Regions from separate parts of the Homo sapiens genome. Here region 1 is linked to region 2. Evidence: chromatin loops called from intact Hi-C (ENCODE). Cell type or tissue: HepG2. All regions are shown on one strand. Each heading gives the region's core, and the rest is flanking DNA. Links, peaks and the distances in the headings are about the cores only.

Evidence for each region. A loop is a pair of places that touch in the nucleus more often than their neighbours do. Peaks named below come from ENCODE experiments on the same cell type or tissue, not always from the same donor. Only the 100,000 strongest peaks of a DNase experiment are listed, where the experiment ranks them.
Region 1: it touches region 2 in a loop (5-fold over the local background); 1 of 110 quality-filtered maps calls a loop at or near these places.

Annotation. Positions count from the first base shown.
Region 1 is chrY:19,616,820-19,625,163 of GRCh38, reverse strand. No RefSeq gene overlaps it. Among named protein-coding and RNA genes, the nearest start is that of KDM5D, 120 kb to the left of the region's middle. In HepG2, for the core only: no CTCF peak of the experiment used is centred there; DNase peaks (open chromatin) are centred at 2,583 and 3,213.
Region 2 is chrY:19,677,433-19,685,776 of GRCh38, reverse strand. No RefSeq gene overlaps it. Among named protein-coding and RNA genes, the nearest start is that of KDM5D, 63 kb to the left of the region's middle. In HepG2, for the core only: no CTCF peak of the experiment used is centred there; a DNase peak (open chromatin) is centred at 4,726.

The DNA.
Region 1 (8,344 bases), core at 130-8,129, 60 kb after region 2:
ACAAATGGGATCTAATTAAACTAAAGAGCTTCTATACAGCAAGAGAAACTACCATCAGAGTGGACAGGTAACCTACAGAATGGGAGAAAATTTTTACAATCTACCCATCTGACAAAGGGCTAATATCCAGAATCTACAAAGAACTTTAAACAAATTTACAAGAAAAAATCAAACAATCCCATCAAAAAGTGGGCAAAGGATATGAAAAGACACTTCTCAAAAGAAGACATTTATGCAGCCAACAGACAGGTGAAAAAATGCTCATCATCACTGGCTGTTAGAGAAATGCAAACCATAACCACAATGAGATACTGTCTCATACCAGTTAGAATGGCGATCATTAAAAAGTCAGGAAACAACAGGTGCTGGAGAGAATGTGGAGAAATAGGAATGCTTTTACACTGTTGATGGGACTGTAAACTAGTTCAACCATTGTGGAAGACAGTGTGGTGATTCCTCAAGGATCTAGAACTAGAAATACCATTTGATCCAGCTATCCCATTACTGGGCATATATCCAGAGGATTATAAATCATGCTGCTATAAAGACACATGCACAAGTATGTTGATTGTGGCACTATTCACAGTAGCAAAGACTTGGAACCAACCCAAATGCCCATCAATGACACACTGAGTTAAGAAAATATGGCACATATACACCATGGAATATTATGCAGCCATGAAAAAGGATGAGTTCATGATATACCCCATGTAAAGGACGAGTTAATGGGTGCAGCACACCAACATGGCACATGTATACATAGGTAACAAACCTGCATGTTGTGCACATGTACCCTAGAACTTAAAGTATAATTTATAAAAAAATTTATAAAAATCAAAATAATTAAATTAAATTAATAAAATTCTAATTTAATATTATGCAATTAAAATTTTAACTTAAAATTGTTAAAATTATTTTAAGCTGACAACTTAATATTCATTGCATAAACAATCATGCAAAAAGTAGTCTAACAATAGCTGTACACTTTATCTCCTCACTTTTCTTTTTTGTTTGTTTTTGTTTGTCTTTGTCTTATTGTAATGTCTATATTTTGGAAAGTTGTAGGTATTATTTTTTATTAGTTCATTGTTTACTATTTCCATTTAAGATAAGAGTAGCTTATATAGCACAATTACAGTATTCTAATGTTCTCCATCTTTCTATTCTATTCTACGTGTGCTAGCTACTACCAGTGAGTTTTGTTCCTTCTGTTGGTTTCTTGCTCATTAACATCCTGTTCTTTCAGATTAAAAAATTACTTTTAATATTTCTTTTAGAATCTGTCTGCTGTTTATGAAATTCCTCAGCTTTCATTTGTCTGGAAGTCTTTATTTGTCTTTCATGCTTGAAAGATTGTTTTAACCAGATACGGTATTTTATGTTATTTTTTTTCCTTCAGCACTAAATATGTTACAAGTTAAACATGTAATGGCTTTCCTGCTGTCCTGTAAGGTTTCCACTCAAAACCTATCAGAAATATTAAAGGTCCATTGTGTGTTATTTGGTGTGTTGTTTTTTTTTAATCTTGCTGCTTTTAGGATACTTTATCCTTTTTATCCATGATCCTTGAGATTTTGCCTTTTAAATATCTTGACGTAGATTGAGTTAAGATTTCTTGGTGTTCTATAATCTTATTTTTCTTTAATATTGATATCTTTCTCTAGATGTGGACCATTCTCTGTTATTCCTTTGAATAAGCTTTCTATTCTTCTTGCTCTACCTCTTTTTTAAGGCTAATAACTCACATATTTGCCCTTTTGATGATATTTTCTAACTATTGTAAGCATAGTTTCTTCTTCTTTTTTTTTTAAATCTCTTCTGACTGTGTGTTTCTAAATAGGCTGTCTTTAAGCTCACTAATTCTTCTGCTTGATCAGTTTTTCTCTAAAAGGCTGAGGAATTCATCAATATGTCAACTGCATCTTTCAACTTTATTATTTTTATTTTTGCTTGATTCTTTTTAATTATTTCAATCTCTTTGTTAAATTTATCCAACAGAATTCTGAATTTTTTCTTTATGTTATCTAAAATTTCTTTGACTTTTCTCTAAAGGCTATCAAATTCTGTCCAAAAGGTCACATATCTCTGTTTCTCCAGGATTGTCCCTGGTAACTTTTAACTCCTTTGGTGATGTCATGTTTTCATGCTTCGTCTCGATGCTTGTAGATATTCATTGGTCTCTGGACATTAAATAATTAGGTACTTATTGTGGTCTTCACAGTATGGGCTTATTTGTGTGCCTCCTTCTTGAGAAGAGTTTTCAGGTATTCAAAGGGACTTGGGCCCCAAGCCCAATAATGTTGTGTTTTTTGCAGATTCATAGGGGTACTATCTTAATGGTTTTAAATAAAATTGGGAATAATTCTTTATATTATCCAGCAGAGGTTGTTCTTTTCTCTCACTTTCTACCAAAAAACTGATGGCTTTCTCTCACTGTTGAGCACCGTACAATTGTGGATGTAATGACACAAGCACTCCTGTTGCCACCACCGCTGTGACAGCACTGGGTTAGACTTGAAGCCAGTACAGCACTGACTCTTACCCAAGGTCTGCTGTAACCACTACCAGGCTACCACCTATGTTTACTCAAGTCCCTAGGGCTCTATGATCAGCAGGTGATTATGTCAGCCTGGTTTGTGTCCTTCCCTTTACGGTAATAAGTTCCCTCAGGCTGGTCCAGTAATGCTTTCAATCCAGGCATTGGAGTATAAAACCTAAGAAATTTTATTATATGTCAACTAAGCTGGCATGGAAACCACAATATCAAGTTCACTCTGCTCTTTTATTTCCTTTTTATAAGCACAGAAGCCTCTCTCTTGCACCACCAACACCACAAGCCCATAGGGGGCTTTGCCAGGCTACTGAAGATGTTCAGTTACAGACCAAGGGCTCTTTAGTCAGCTTGTGGAGAACACTTCCAGGACTAGGACTCATTCTTCAGAGAAGTGGGTTCCCCGCTGGCTCAAGGCAAGTCCAGAAATGCTGTCTGGAATCCTACACTTGCACTCAGGGACCCCAAGAGCCTACTTATTTCTCTACTCCACTGCAAACAACCTGGTACCTAAGATGAAAGACAACATCCCCTTTATTTTTCTTTCTGCTTTTCTCAAATAAAGAAATCTTTCACCATAGCCATTAGAGCTGGGAATGTGCTGAGTCACACCTGAAGTCAGTACATTTCAGAGACCAAGGTTTATGGTGTACTATTTGAGTATCTCTGCTGGTTATTCAAGGCCCAAGGGCTCTTTAGTAAGCAGGTGATGAACCCTGCCCCTACAATGTGTGATTCATGACTCTGCTTCATGTACTATCCTACTGTGCCTGAGCTGGTATACAGGTGCAAGACAAACTCCTCTTTACTCTTTGCTCTCCTTTTCTTAGGCAGAAGAAAGAAGTCCCTTTCCTTGCTGCAAGCTGCTGTACCTGAGGTTGGGGAAGGGGTGGCATAAGCTCTTCCTTAGTTGCCTCAACTAGTGTCTCTCTAGCTTATGTAGCTAGTCTGCTAGCTCTAAGCTCAACTCAGAGCTTTATGTGTTGCCCAGGAATGGCAGTCACTGTGTCCTGGACTGCCTTTCAAATTTACCCAAGATCTCAGAACCCTTTGCCCACTGGCAAGCCTTTCCTAGAAACTGAAGCTCTAACTGCTAGAATGAAAAATACCTCTGTCTGGTTCAAATCCTCTCTCCTTTTATTGGTGCTGGTTGAGCCCAGCATAGCTTTGCTCTCCACTGTGACAAGGTAGCACTGAGTTTAATATAAAGTCCCCCAGTCACTGCTCTTTTTTTTCCCCAAGTGTGCAGACTCTTTCTGTACTGCTACTGGGTCATGGGGAGGACTGGTGTCAGTGATACAAGACTGTCTTTCTTACCCTATTCAATGCATTTTTCAGTAATATGAGGTTAAAACCAGGTACAGTGGTTGCTTGCCTAATATTTTGGTTCCTGTGAAAGTGCTCTGTTCTTGTGACAGTACAGATTGTTGTGAAAATTCGGTGTTCCTAGGGGGAGAAAAATGGTATAGGCTTCCGTAATACCATCTTTCTCCACCCTCTCTATGTAATTTTGGAGACTAGAGATCTGAATATTCAGGCTGGTAGTTGGTAATTAACAGATTGAACTGATGAGTGGCAAAGTACTACAGAATTTAATAAGAAATTGAGAAAGGTATTAGTGACAGCCAGAACTCCAATTTTATCTAGGGAACACTAGGGAACAAACTGACCTGGCAGCATTACCACTGCCTCCTATAATCATAAAGGAAACTAAGAAGGCCATATTGGTGAGTCAGAGGTGAGGAAAGGAGTATTTGAGACAGATCTGAGTATATGGAAGTTGAGAAGGGGGATGGAAGTATTGTAGGAGAAAGAAGAGCTTCGATGGAAGGAGTTAAGAAAGAGAACAGGTAGAAGATGTAGTCCAAAAGAAGAAAGAAGAGTCAACTCCATACATTTTTTGCATGTTCCATTTTCTCTTTTTTATTTATTCTCTTTCAGAGAAGCTAGAAACAATTCTTGGTTTCTTTTAGAAAGCTCAAAGTACAAATTGTAAAATGACATTATATTTGTAAGGTTCAATATCTTCCATTCCATTTGAGCATGCAGACAAATTCACCTAGTGATATCATAAGATCACCATCATGGCCAGCAATATTTTGGGTCATTTTTGCTAATTTTATTCCAGAGCTTAAGTAATTTCATAGTATCATGACCATGAAAGTTAGCCATATAATAATCAGGGGTGCCAGAAAGAAGTTGAATATCTGAGCAGACCAATAAAAATTTCTGAAATTGAGGCACTAATAAATAGCCTACCAACTTAAAAAAGCCCAGAACCAGAAAGATTTGCAGTTGAATTCTACCAGAGTTATAAAGAGGAGCTGGAACCATTTTCTCTGAAATTATTTCAAACAATTAAAAAGGAGGAACTTCACCCTAACTCATTTTATGAGTCAAGTATCATCAATAATACCAAAATCTGGCAGACATACAACAAAAAAGAAAACTTCAGGACAATATGCCTGATGATCATCAATGCAAAATTCTCAAATAAAACACTGCGAACCAAATTCAGCAGCACATCCAAAAGCTTCACCACCATGATCAGTCAGCTTCATCCCCAGGATGCAAGGCTAGTTAAACATACGCAAATCAATAAATATAATTCATCACATAAGCGAGTGAGTTTCCTTTTGGGCCCATCCTTATGTGTAAAAGGGCTATGGCTAGGAGGGAAACCCAGGCCTCTGAGGTCTCCTTACATGGCTTTTCTAATGTCCTTTTAAAACATGATTAGCTTTTCTACCTTACCTGAGAATTGGGAACTCCAGGAGGAGTGAAGATGATAGGTACTGCTTAAGGATGAAGAAAAGCTGCTGGGTCACTATAGGTGTGAAGAAAGGTCCATTATCACTCTGCAGGCATTTAGATAATCCAAACCTTGCAGTGATCTCTTTAAGTAAAAATTAGACACTTCTAATGCCTTGTGGGGTAAATCTCAACCCACTTGGTGAAAGTGCCTATAAATACTAGCAAATATTATCATCCCCTATAAGGTAGTATCTGAGAAAAACCTATTTGCCAGTTGTCCCAGGGCATGTACCTAAATGTTTTTAAAATTTGAGTAGAAGTGGAGGTATGGAGTGGCTTCTTGGATCATGACAGGAACAAAGTTCACAGGCCCTGGTGACCCTCCTTACAGTTTAGACTAGTTTGTTTCCACAGAAGATTTGGAAAATTCAATTGAATAGTGAAAATTCAATTGACTCCACTCCAAATGTGAGGAATCATGAAAATGCTTAATTATTTTTCATTGGTCAGCCTCAGGGTACAAGAGTTAGTTGCATTTTAGTAACCATCCTGATGAATCCTTGTATAAACCTTTCTGTTCTGCCCATTTAAATTCCTCAGGGGTATATAGTGTGGTGTTCATGACATGGGTGCAGTACCTGGCATTAGTCAGTGACCTATTACACTGGTGTCTCTTTAGCTGTAGTCTTAGCTGCTCTTTCTGCAAGAGCATTCTCTTTAATAATAGAGGCACTTCCCTTTTGATGTCCTCTACAGTGAATAATTGCTACCTCCTTTTGGAGCTGGACATCATCAAATTTAAGTGATGTTGTATTGGGTATCCTTTAGCTGTTAGTTCTCTCGTTTCTTTTCATATAACAGCATGAGCATAGAGCATAAGAAACCCATATTTGGAATCAGTAAATATATTGACGCTCAAGTCTTTCCTAATTGGAGAGCTCTGATTAGAACAATTAATTCTGCTTCAGCAGAAACCTGGGGAAGTAAAGTTTTTGCCTCAGTGACCTCTTGTTGGCTAAATACCGCAAAACCTGCCTTTCTTATTCTCTCATGTATAAAGCTACTCCCATCTGTAAACCACTCATCAGGAATAGACAGAGGCTAATCTTTCAGGTCAGACCTGCTATAATTTCCACACAGGAGGGAAGTGAGTTGGGGGTCTGTTTATTAGGATGTGAAGTGTAGCAACAGGATATCAGAGTTTAATACTCAACATATTATAAGGGTTACATCTGGGGTGTCAAGGAGAAAAACCTGTTATTAAATAAGTGACCTCCTGTTAGCCATTGATAACCTTTTGCTTCTAAAACCCCCTGTACTTGGTGGGGGTTATGACATCTAATTATTATCCCAAGGTAAACTTACTGGCTTCTTCTACTAATAGAGCAGTGGCTTCCACAGAACACAAGGATCCTGGCCTTCCAGCTGCCATCTGGTTTCACTGTTTAGAAAGGTAAGCCACTGGTCTAGGGCTATTCCTGGGCCTTCGAGATTGGACATTCAAACCATTCTTTGTTTTTTGGGCACATAGAGGGTAAAGGTTTTTTGAAGTTACAGAGTCCAAAAGCAGGAGATGTTTTAGATTTTATTTTAGGGTCAAGAATGCCTGTTGGCAATTTTCATCCCAATTCAAAGGATCATGATCACTCCCTTTTAGAGCTTCATGGAGTGGCTTTGCTCTAAGACCAAACCAGGGAATCCAGATCTCACAGAATCTTGCCATTCCCAAAAGGGTTCTTAACTGTTTCTTAGTCAGAGGGGGTTGGGGGACCAAGAGGGTCTCACTTGGGTTACTTTGAGCCAAGGTGTTTTCACTTTGGGGTCAAAGTCCTTGTCCCAAGAATGAATACATATTCCAAATATTTAATCCTTTCACAGAGATCTGGGCCTTGTGGGGGTACATTATATTCTTGCTTTTCCAGAAAATTAAGGAGATGAATTGTGGTCATGGCAGAGTATTTTCTGGTAGATCTAGATATTCATAAGTTATCTACATATTGCAAGAGAGCCCATTAGTTAACTGCAGTTTCCTTAACTCCTTGGCCAATGCATTGCCAAACAGATAGGGAATGTATCTAAAACTCTGGAGAACTGTTCAGGTAAGTTGAGATGCAGCATGAGTGTCTGGATCAGTCCATTCAAAAGCAAAAAATATACTGGGAGTGCGGGTATAAAGATAAACAAAAGAAAGCATCCTTCAAATCTAACAATGTGAATCAATGAGCATCTTCAGGGACTTCAGTCAGTATTGTACAAATATTAGGAACTAATGGGTGAACCGGGACTACTGTCCCATTTAATTCCCTTAGAGTCAAAATAAATTTATATTCCTCAGTTGATGTCCTTACAGGTGGAATGGGGTGTTACATGGAGACTACAGGGCTGTTATATTCATAACTTTAGGCTATCATTATTGAGGGCTGGATGTCCCTCTGAGCCTCAGGATTCAAAGGATACTGTTTTGTTTTGTTTTGTTTTGTTTTGTTTTTTCCCACGGGTAATTAACACTGGGTTTTAGGACAGTCTGGACTGGGGGTACATTAACAGTTGTACTAGAAACTTCCATGTCTCAAACAGAGGGGTCTACTAGAGAAGCAATATGTCATGGAAGGCAGTTCTTCTCCATATCTGTGTAAAGGCAAGTATTTGAAGCTAGGAGAACTGTTCCTTCTGGCCTGTTGCCCTCTCACAGAGCACTTTAAAGTGAGCTGTGATGTGTAACTTGGAAAACAGGTCTCTCATAATAGGATAAAACACTCAGGTATAATATTAAAAACCTATGGCAAAATATATGGTCCTTTACAAAGCAACAAAGTGGGTGGGTGAATCTCTTCATTCTTGGCTGGCCATCAGTTCCTGTTACTGTACAGGAGTGGGAAAACAGTAGCCCTGGGAAATGGGTTAAAACTGAGTAGGCATCTCCTGTGTCCAATAAGAACTCAATATTTTTGTCTGCTATATCAAGGGTTACTTGAGGCTCCTCTGTGGAGATGGTAAGTTGTCCAGTGGGAGATATAGAGAATGTTAGGCCTTATAGGT
Region 2 (8,344 bases), core at 293-8,292:
TACCCACATTTACAAAACAGAAAAACTCTATCGAGTTGGTGAAGGATATAAACAGACACTTATCAAAAGAAAACATTTATGCAGCCAACAAACATGAAAAAAAGCTCATCACTGGTCAGTAGAGAAATTCAAATCAATACCACAATGAGATACCATCTCATGTCAGTTAGAATCACAGTCATTGAAAAGCCAGGAAACAACAGGAGCTGGAGAGGATATGGAGAAATAAGGACACTTTTACACTGTTGGTGGGAGTGTAAATTAGTTCAACCATTGTGGAAGACTATGGTGATTCCCTAAGGATCCAGAACCAGAAATAACATTTGACCCAGCAATCCCATTACTGGGTATATATCCAAAGTATTATAAATCATTCTACTATAAAAAGAAACATGCACATGTTTGTTTATTGTGGCACTGTTCACAATAGCAAAGATGGGGAATCAACCCAAATGCCCATCAATGATAGTTGATTTACACCATGGAATACTATGCATCCATAAAAAAGGATGAGTTCATGTCCTTTGCAGGGACATGGATGAAGCTGGAAACCATCATTCTCAGCAAACTAACACAAGAACAGATAACCAAACACTTAATGTTCTCAGGCATAACTGGGATTTGAACAATGAGAATACATGGACACAGGGAGGGGAACATCACACACCAGGCCTGTCAGGACATGGTGGGCTGGGGGAGGGAGAGCATTAGGAGAAAAACCTAATGTAGATGACAAATTGATGGGTGCAGCAGATGACCATGGCACGTGTATACCTATGTAACAAAACTGCACATTCTGCACATGTACCCCAGAACTTAGTATAAAAATTAAAAATAAAAAAATTTTCCTTGGGTGCTTGTCATCCCAGATGCTTGGGAGGCTGAGGCAGGAGAATTGCTTGAAATCAGGGCAATCCGACAAGACAAAGAAATAAAGCATATTCACATAGAAAAAAAGTCAAATTGTCTTTGTTTGCAGATGACATGATTGTATATTTAGAAGACCCCATCATCTCAGCCCAAAATCTCCCTAAGCTGATAAGCAACTTCCAAAGCCTCAGGATACAAAATCAATGTGCAAAAATCACAAGCATTCTTATACACCAATAAGGGAGGCAGAAGTTGCAATAAGCCCAGATTGCTGCCGCTGCCCTTCAGACTGATGACAGAGTGAGACTCCGTCTAAAAAAAAAAAAAAAAAAAAAAAAAAGAAAGAAAAAAAAGAATATAAATAATATAAATACTATTATGTCATGGAATTACACAATAAACATATAGATTTGCCATCTAATAACAAAATAACTCCCTCTGCAGCACATTTGACATTTTTCATCCAGTGTGTGTGTTTGTGTATGTGTGAGTGTGTGATTGCTGTACAGTATTTAGAAGGAAGAGATTAAATGAAGCCCTATGTGATACATAGGACTTTGAATACATATGACCTTTGAAAGACTTTTGAGTTATAACTGTGGGGACTACTCAACTCTCCATATATAATTGGAGATATATAATCCAATATGATTCCAATATAATTTTATTTATGACCATGTAATTTGAATGTAATGAAAATAAATGATTATGTGTTGGAAATGAATTTTTTTGCTTTTTTTTCCCCCCAACCATTTTAAACTAGAAAATATTCTTTATTTCTTAGGCATTAAAAATAGCTGGTGGGAGAAGTGGCAGCAGGCCAACATTTTGTGACTCCTTGTCTAAGAGATCAGTCAAAGAATATAACTAAATATCGCAAACCGTCTTTGTCATGACAGCAGATTTCTTAAGAAGACCTAACAAAGTTTGTATTTCATTTGGAAATTTGTTTCCTTTTTCCTTTAGAAACTGTGGGCATTGTTTCTCTCGCAGTTTTCTTTGGTGGTGATAATTATCTGCAAGGTAAATGCAAGTTTTCCTTGCCTTTCAGTGGTTCCCCCCACAAATAATTTTACCTCTTGTCTAAAGCTTTCCACATCTGTTAAGCATATGCTTTTGCTACCTCTGAATTAAATACATATGGTAAAATTGCATCTTATCCCCATCCAAGCCATAACTACTGTTTTTTTTTGGTTTTTGTTTGTTTGTTTTTGTTTTTCTGAGTGCCAGCCCTATCTAGTGTTGCCTTTGTTTTTTCCTCCCAGTCCTGAACAGCATCCTGTGGTTCTGCTGTTATTGCTAAAATCTTACTTATAAATAATTGATATGTAAATGAGTTAAAATAGTCTTTGTGTACTGGCCCTAAGTTGTCATTAATTTTTTAATGCAAATTGTGAGCTGGTTGTTCAAACCCCACTAGCACAAGAGTCCAATTTTAATACAAGTTATATATTTAAGATAGCACAAATAAACAAAATCTAGTCATTATATTTTCCTAGTGTGCAACTGAAAAACTTTGCTCAGCATCTGCTGTAGATAAAATATAACTTTTGCTTATAAGACCCCAAACCAGCACTTAACACAGAGCTTTTGGAACTGAATTCCTGGTAGGCCTGTTGAGCAACTCATGTATACATTCTTCCTGTTTGAACCTCCTATCCCCCAGAAATCACCTTCTACTTTTCCGCATCTGAATAGTAATCTCTGCACCTTAATCCTGTGTACAGTTTCCTACTATGAATGTCTCCTTTCATGCTACCCTGCATAATAGAGACTGTTACTGCCTCCCAAAATATCTTTTTCTCTGACCAGCTTCCAGATCCTTAATCCCCCAAAATGATTCTTTTTTACCCGTCACAGATACATTGCCAAATTCAGATATTTACACGTTTTTTTTTAATGTGTAAACAACAGGTCTTAAGCATTATACTTCTGCTTTTGATACCCCACAAGCTTTACCCAGCATCTGCTGGCTGTTGATAATATGTTGCTAAGTGGCATCACCTAGATATAATTCTCTTCTTGGATACTCCTTTCCATGGGAGTTCCCTTGCCCTCCTCCCCTTCAGGATGATGATCCCTCTTCTGAGAGAAGAGGTAGAGAGAAGATACAAAGGAAAGGAGCAACGAGACCAAAGCTGACCATTGTGATATGAGAGCTGCCCTCTTCACCAGTTTCTCCCTCAGTAGCTCTGTCTTCTTCCACCGGGGATGCCCACCGCAAAGTCATATCCCTTGATGTTATCACTGGGAAAATTGAGCAAGAAAAACAGGGAGGGGTTAGCAGAACAAAGACTGTAGGAGGACTCTCCTTTCTGGGTGGGTGGATCAAGTTGGGGTCAGAGAGAAACAACATCCAGGAGCTTAACTGGGCTATGGTGTTGGCCGCTGGTGTTTGGAACCCCCTGCCACAAATACATGAGTGTGGCATCTGCCTTAGGATCTCAGAAACCAATCCTCAGCTGACTTAGTGAGTCTCTGGATTAGACATAGTAGTGATCACAGTCTGCTAGAGCAGTCTTATTCCTGGAATTTGCATGGCACTTCTGGGACTGGCCTTGGCCCAAGAGGGAGGAGAACAAGGAAGAAGGTAGGGGTAGTGATGGGAGAGCATTTGGATCAAGTCAGAAGGAGCAGTGCTTTGGCCATGTCCATAAAGAAGCTACCCCAGTCAACCATGTTTTGCTTCAGGCTTCTGCCCCTCCATCCTTTTCCCTTGCTTAACAGTCCCCACCAGGAAGTCAGTGTCTTCCCTGCTTAAGCACAGGTAGAAGCAGAATTACCATCCTTAACAAGGCCCAGCCCAAGCATAACCATATGTTGAGTTTTTCTTTTCCATCAGAACTTTCCATGAGAAGTGCTGTAGGGCAGTGTTTGATGAGGTAGGAGTTCTGTGGAGTTCTGAAGAAGGGCAACAGAACCGCATAGAGACCCTCTAGGGCACTGGCAGCTGCGAGAAAATCAATATGATACCTAGAAGAGTGATGGGCAAGTGCTGACCTGGGATCTCTCCAGGGTTCCAGAAAGCTTCAAGGACCGTGGGCCCCAAACTCTGAGCATTTTTTAAATTGTGGGATTTTGGAAGTCAAGCAAAAATGCATTTAATCAATGCCTGTATAGGAAACAGCCTGGAGTCTCTGATGTCAAATGCTTTTGGTTTCAGATATAGGACTCTGTCTGGGATACCTTCCAGCCAACTTCTCCATGGATACACAGTGAAAGTGCCATGCAGGTGACATGCCAGCTGTTTGGTGCTGTGTTCTGACCTGTTTTTTTAGGCCAGTCTGGAGTGAAGTCTTCTGGATAAGAATTCCCTAGCTCAGGTCCACTGTTCTGGGGATTGCAGGGTCACATATCATAGGCACTTGCATATGGAATGGGACTGTGGATGTCTATGGCCTTAACACCCTGAATATATTGGTTCTGTTGTATCTTCTGGCCTCAGAAGATAAGCAGAATCCCACCACCTTGACGTCCTAGGTGTTTGGAATTTCGCCATGTGGCTTCCAGCTGTAGAACCCTTCTCTGCATAATGTGGCACTTCCAAAATATCTTCCTGACATGTTTTTCTTTTCTTTTTTCCATCATTGTCTGGAGGAAGATCCTAGTCAGCCGACAAGGTCTCCTTTGTTTGCTGATAAGAACTTCTTCGCATGCAGCTCTCCTGCGTACCACATCTTGGCAATATGCACCCTTGCTAAACGACCAAATGAGACACTGCTGGCCCCAATGTCCCCCAGTGTGACCTTTGTTTCTACCTGATATTGACTGCTTTTTCAGTAAATGACATTCTCTACCCACCATAGGGAATCACCTGGTTAACAATCTTCTCTTTGTTTCTGTACCCAATCCTACAAAGTGTGTAAACACTCAAGACTCCAGGTCACTAAATAGAGCCTGTCCCTGGTGGCAAACTAATCTCTAGGTCTCTCAGAGAAGGTCAAAGCACTTTCAGCAAGTATGTAGTATCCTCACAGAGGCAGAAAACACAAAAGAAAACAAAAAGAAACAAGAACTATCTCAGAAGACACTCATATTTATGATACTTATTGACATAAATAGGTCCAAAGGCCTCCAGAGGTCTTTGCTGAATAATCTGTTTCCACTCCCCAGGTCCACTCAGGTTACTTTCAGCCCCAGGTCAGAACTTTCATGTGCTGGCCAAGCCCCAAGCAGGACAACCCTTCTTTGAGATCTGCCCTCTTCAGCAGAGTCTATCTCCCAAAGAGAGAGAGGCACCGAGGAAGGGTCTTGGTCTCAGTTTGTGGTACTCGGGGTGCTTCTGAGGAAGGGTGAAAGGATGAACCAGTATTCCTTAGCCCCTCTAGTGTCTCCTGGTGAGTGCAGCAGATTGGAGCTGGGCAGAAAGTAAAGCCACAGCCAGGGGAGCGCTGAGCTGCATACGTAATCTGGGATCACTGAAGCCAAGCTTCCAGAGGCTTCAAAAAATTATAATGGGAGACAGCTGTAACCTAAATGCTGGAGTGTTTCCCCTGAGTGGGCAGAAAGGCACTGCTAGGACTGAGTCCTCATGCTATTCCACTTCATTGCTTTAGTCAGGGTGTACACTAGCAAGGTATAAGGAACAGTGCATCTATCTAAGCATGGAGTGGCCAGCCTTGTGGCAGCACACTGCTCTCATTAGAAGTGGCCTAATAGAAGTGCCAGGCAGACTGTACCAGGTGATAGGCAGCTAGTGGAGATGCTCTGTACTGCAGGACTGCCGGGGCAATAGCAGTGGGACATAGCAGGTCAGGGTCTTGAGGCTCTCAGTCAGAATAACTAATATTTCAGTAGGTATTGCCCATGTATACCTAATCAAATCAAGAGCAGAGTCTCATCTATCCAGCCATGACTTAGATGGGAAATCATCTGGTAACACTGCATATTTTGCCTTCAGCTAGCATCACAATAGCTATCTGCTGAAGCAGAGATGCCTCCAAATACTTGCTGACTTGTGCTAGTACCCACCAAGGTTTCCAACAAGTGGTTATCTGAAGCCCACTGTAGCAGTCAGTTGGCAGCACTCGAGCCCTTCAAACTTGCACAACCGCTACTTCCCAGTACCCAGGGCCAACCAAGGGTGGGCATAACTGAGACTCCATAAGTGTGGGCTCCCTAGTTTTAGGTCTCTTTGTCATACATACTGGACACTGGGAGTTGACAGCCAGCCACGAAGGTCAAAAACAGGAACTTCCTGCCCCAACTTAAGGCAGAGTAGTGCTCTATACAAGTTCTCAGCTACTTTTCAGAAAGGAATGACAGTTTTTTTTACACTAAGGGAAGAGCCCTGGAATTTGTACCGGCACCCCATTGTTCCCTTCAGTATGCACTGCTTACTGCAGAAACTCTGCCAAAGTTCCATTTCGCATGATCATTGCCACTACTCTCAACAAAGGATAATGCTTATTCATTAGTTGTGAACTTTATGTAGAAAGAGCAATAGCAAAGTAAAGAAATAATTACATCCCAAGAAATAATTGTACCATGTTTATCAGAACCACCAAGGAAGAGGAAAGAAAATGCCTGCATGCAGAGGCATCACTGCTGTTCTTTGGTTTCGAGGGCGACTGCCAACCCAAGGCAAATGACTTTTTGTCCTGGCCTAGTATAGGCACAGCCATGCTTCTTACTAAGTTGTTTTTATCAGGAGTGCTTTTATTTTTCCAACTACTGGCACTCACAGGTAAGACTTTGATACTGGTAGATGGTGTGGAGTGGTTCTGAAAAAATGTTCCTGGGCCAGTGACCTTTGTTCTGAAAAAAGGTTGCTGGAAAAGCAATGGCAACAAAAGCCAAAATTGACAAATGGGATCTAATTAAACTCAAGAGCTTCTGCACAGCAAAAGAAACTACCATCAGAGTGAACAGGCAACCTACAACATGGGAGAAAATTTTCTCAACCTACTCATCTGACAAAGGGCTAATATCCAGAATCTACAATGAACTCAAACAAATTTACAAGAAAAAAACAAACAACCCCATCAAAAAGTGGGCGAAGGACATGAACAGACACTTCTCAAAAGAAGACATTTATGCAGCCAAAAAACACATGAAGAAATGCTCATCATCACTGGCCATCAGAGAAATGCAAATCAAAACCACTATGAGATATCATCTCACACCAGTTAGAATGGCAATCATTAAAAAGTCAGGAAACAACAGGTGCTGGAGAGGATGTGGAGAAATAGGAACACTTTTACACTGTTGGTGGGACTGTAAACTAGTTCAACCATTGTGGAAGTCAGTGTGGCGATTCCTCAGGGATCTAGAACTAGAAATACCATTTGACTCAGCCATCCCATTACTGGGTATATACCCAAAGGACTATAAATCATGCTGCTATAAAGACACATGCACACGTATGTTTATTGCGGCACTATTCACAATAGCAAAGACTTGGAACCAACCCAAATGTCCAACAATGATAGACTGGATTAAGAAAATGTGGCACATATACACCATGGAATACTATGCAGCCATAAAAAATGATGAGTTCATGTCCTTTGTAGGGACATGGATGAAATTGGAAATCATCATTCTCAGTAAACTATCGCAAGAACAAAAAACCAAACACCGCATATTCTCACTCATAGGTGGGAATTGAACAATGAGATCACATGGACACAGGAAGGGGAATATCACACTCTGGGGACTGTGGTGGGGTCGGGGGAGGGGGGAGGGAGAGCATTGGGAGATATACCTAATGCTAGATGACACGTTAGTGGGTGCAGCGCACCAGCATGGCACATGTATACATATGTAACTAACCTGCACAATGTGCACATGTACCCTAAAACTTAGAGTATAATAAAAAAAAAAAATTTAAAAAAATTAAAAAAAAAAAAAAAAAGAAAAAAGATTGCTGGGCCAGTGACCTGTGTGTAGAGTATCAGTGCATTTTGAAATGTTAGGGTTGGGCAGGAGGTTTGGCCTAGTGTTGAGCTGAGCTCTACCTATGACAGAAGACTGTGAGGGTCCTGAGTTTAGGTGTTAGGTTCTCAGGCCAAAGCCACTAATTTTGCAGAATCTGATAAGCAGTAGGGAGGGCTAGTTGTATGATCCGTGTGAATACATATCTACCTCAGGTTCTCCATGAGAGGGAGTAGTGGAAGCATTTTGGCCCCACTGTGACTAGCAGGTTATTGCTGGTTGGCTTGCCTGCAGCTTTCCCCTAATGCTACATCTGGGCTGTTAGAAGCTAACGAGGGTCTCAAGGAAACTTTTGAATAAGTCTTTGAGCCTTCTGGGTCAGAGGGCTGGTAGTGGTGCAGGAGTGGTAAGTTTTTTCAAGACCCCTTACACAGTGGTTGCCTAACACCTTCTGATCCTATGAAGTTAATACTTTGAAATACAGTCGTGTGTCAAATGGCTAAATATAGGTCAATGGCTGACAGCATATACCATGGTAATTTCATATGACTATAATGGAACTGAAAAAATTTTGTTGCCTAGTGACATCATACTTATTGTG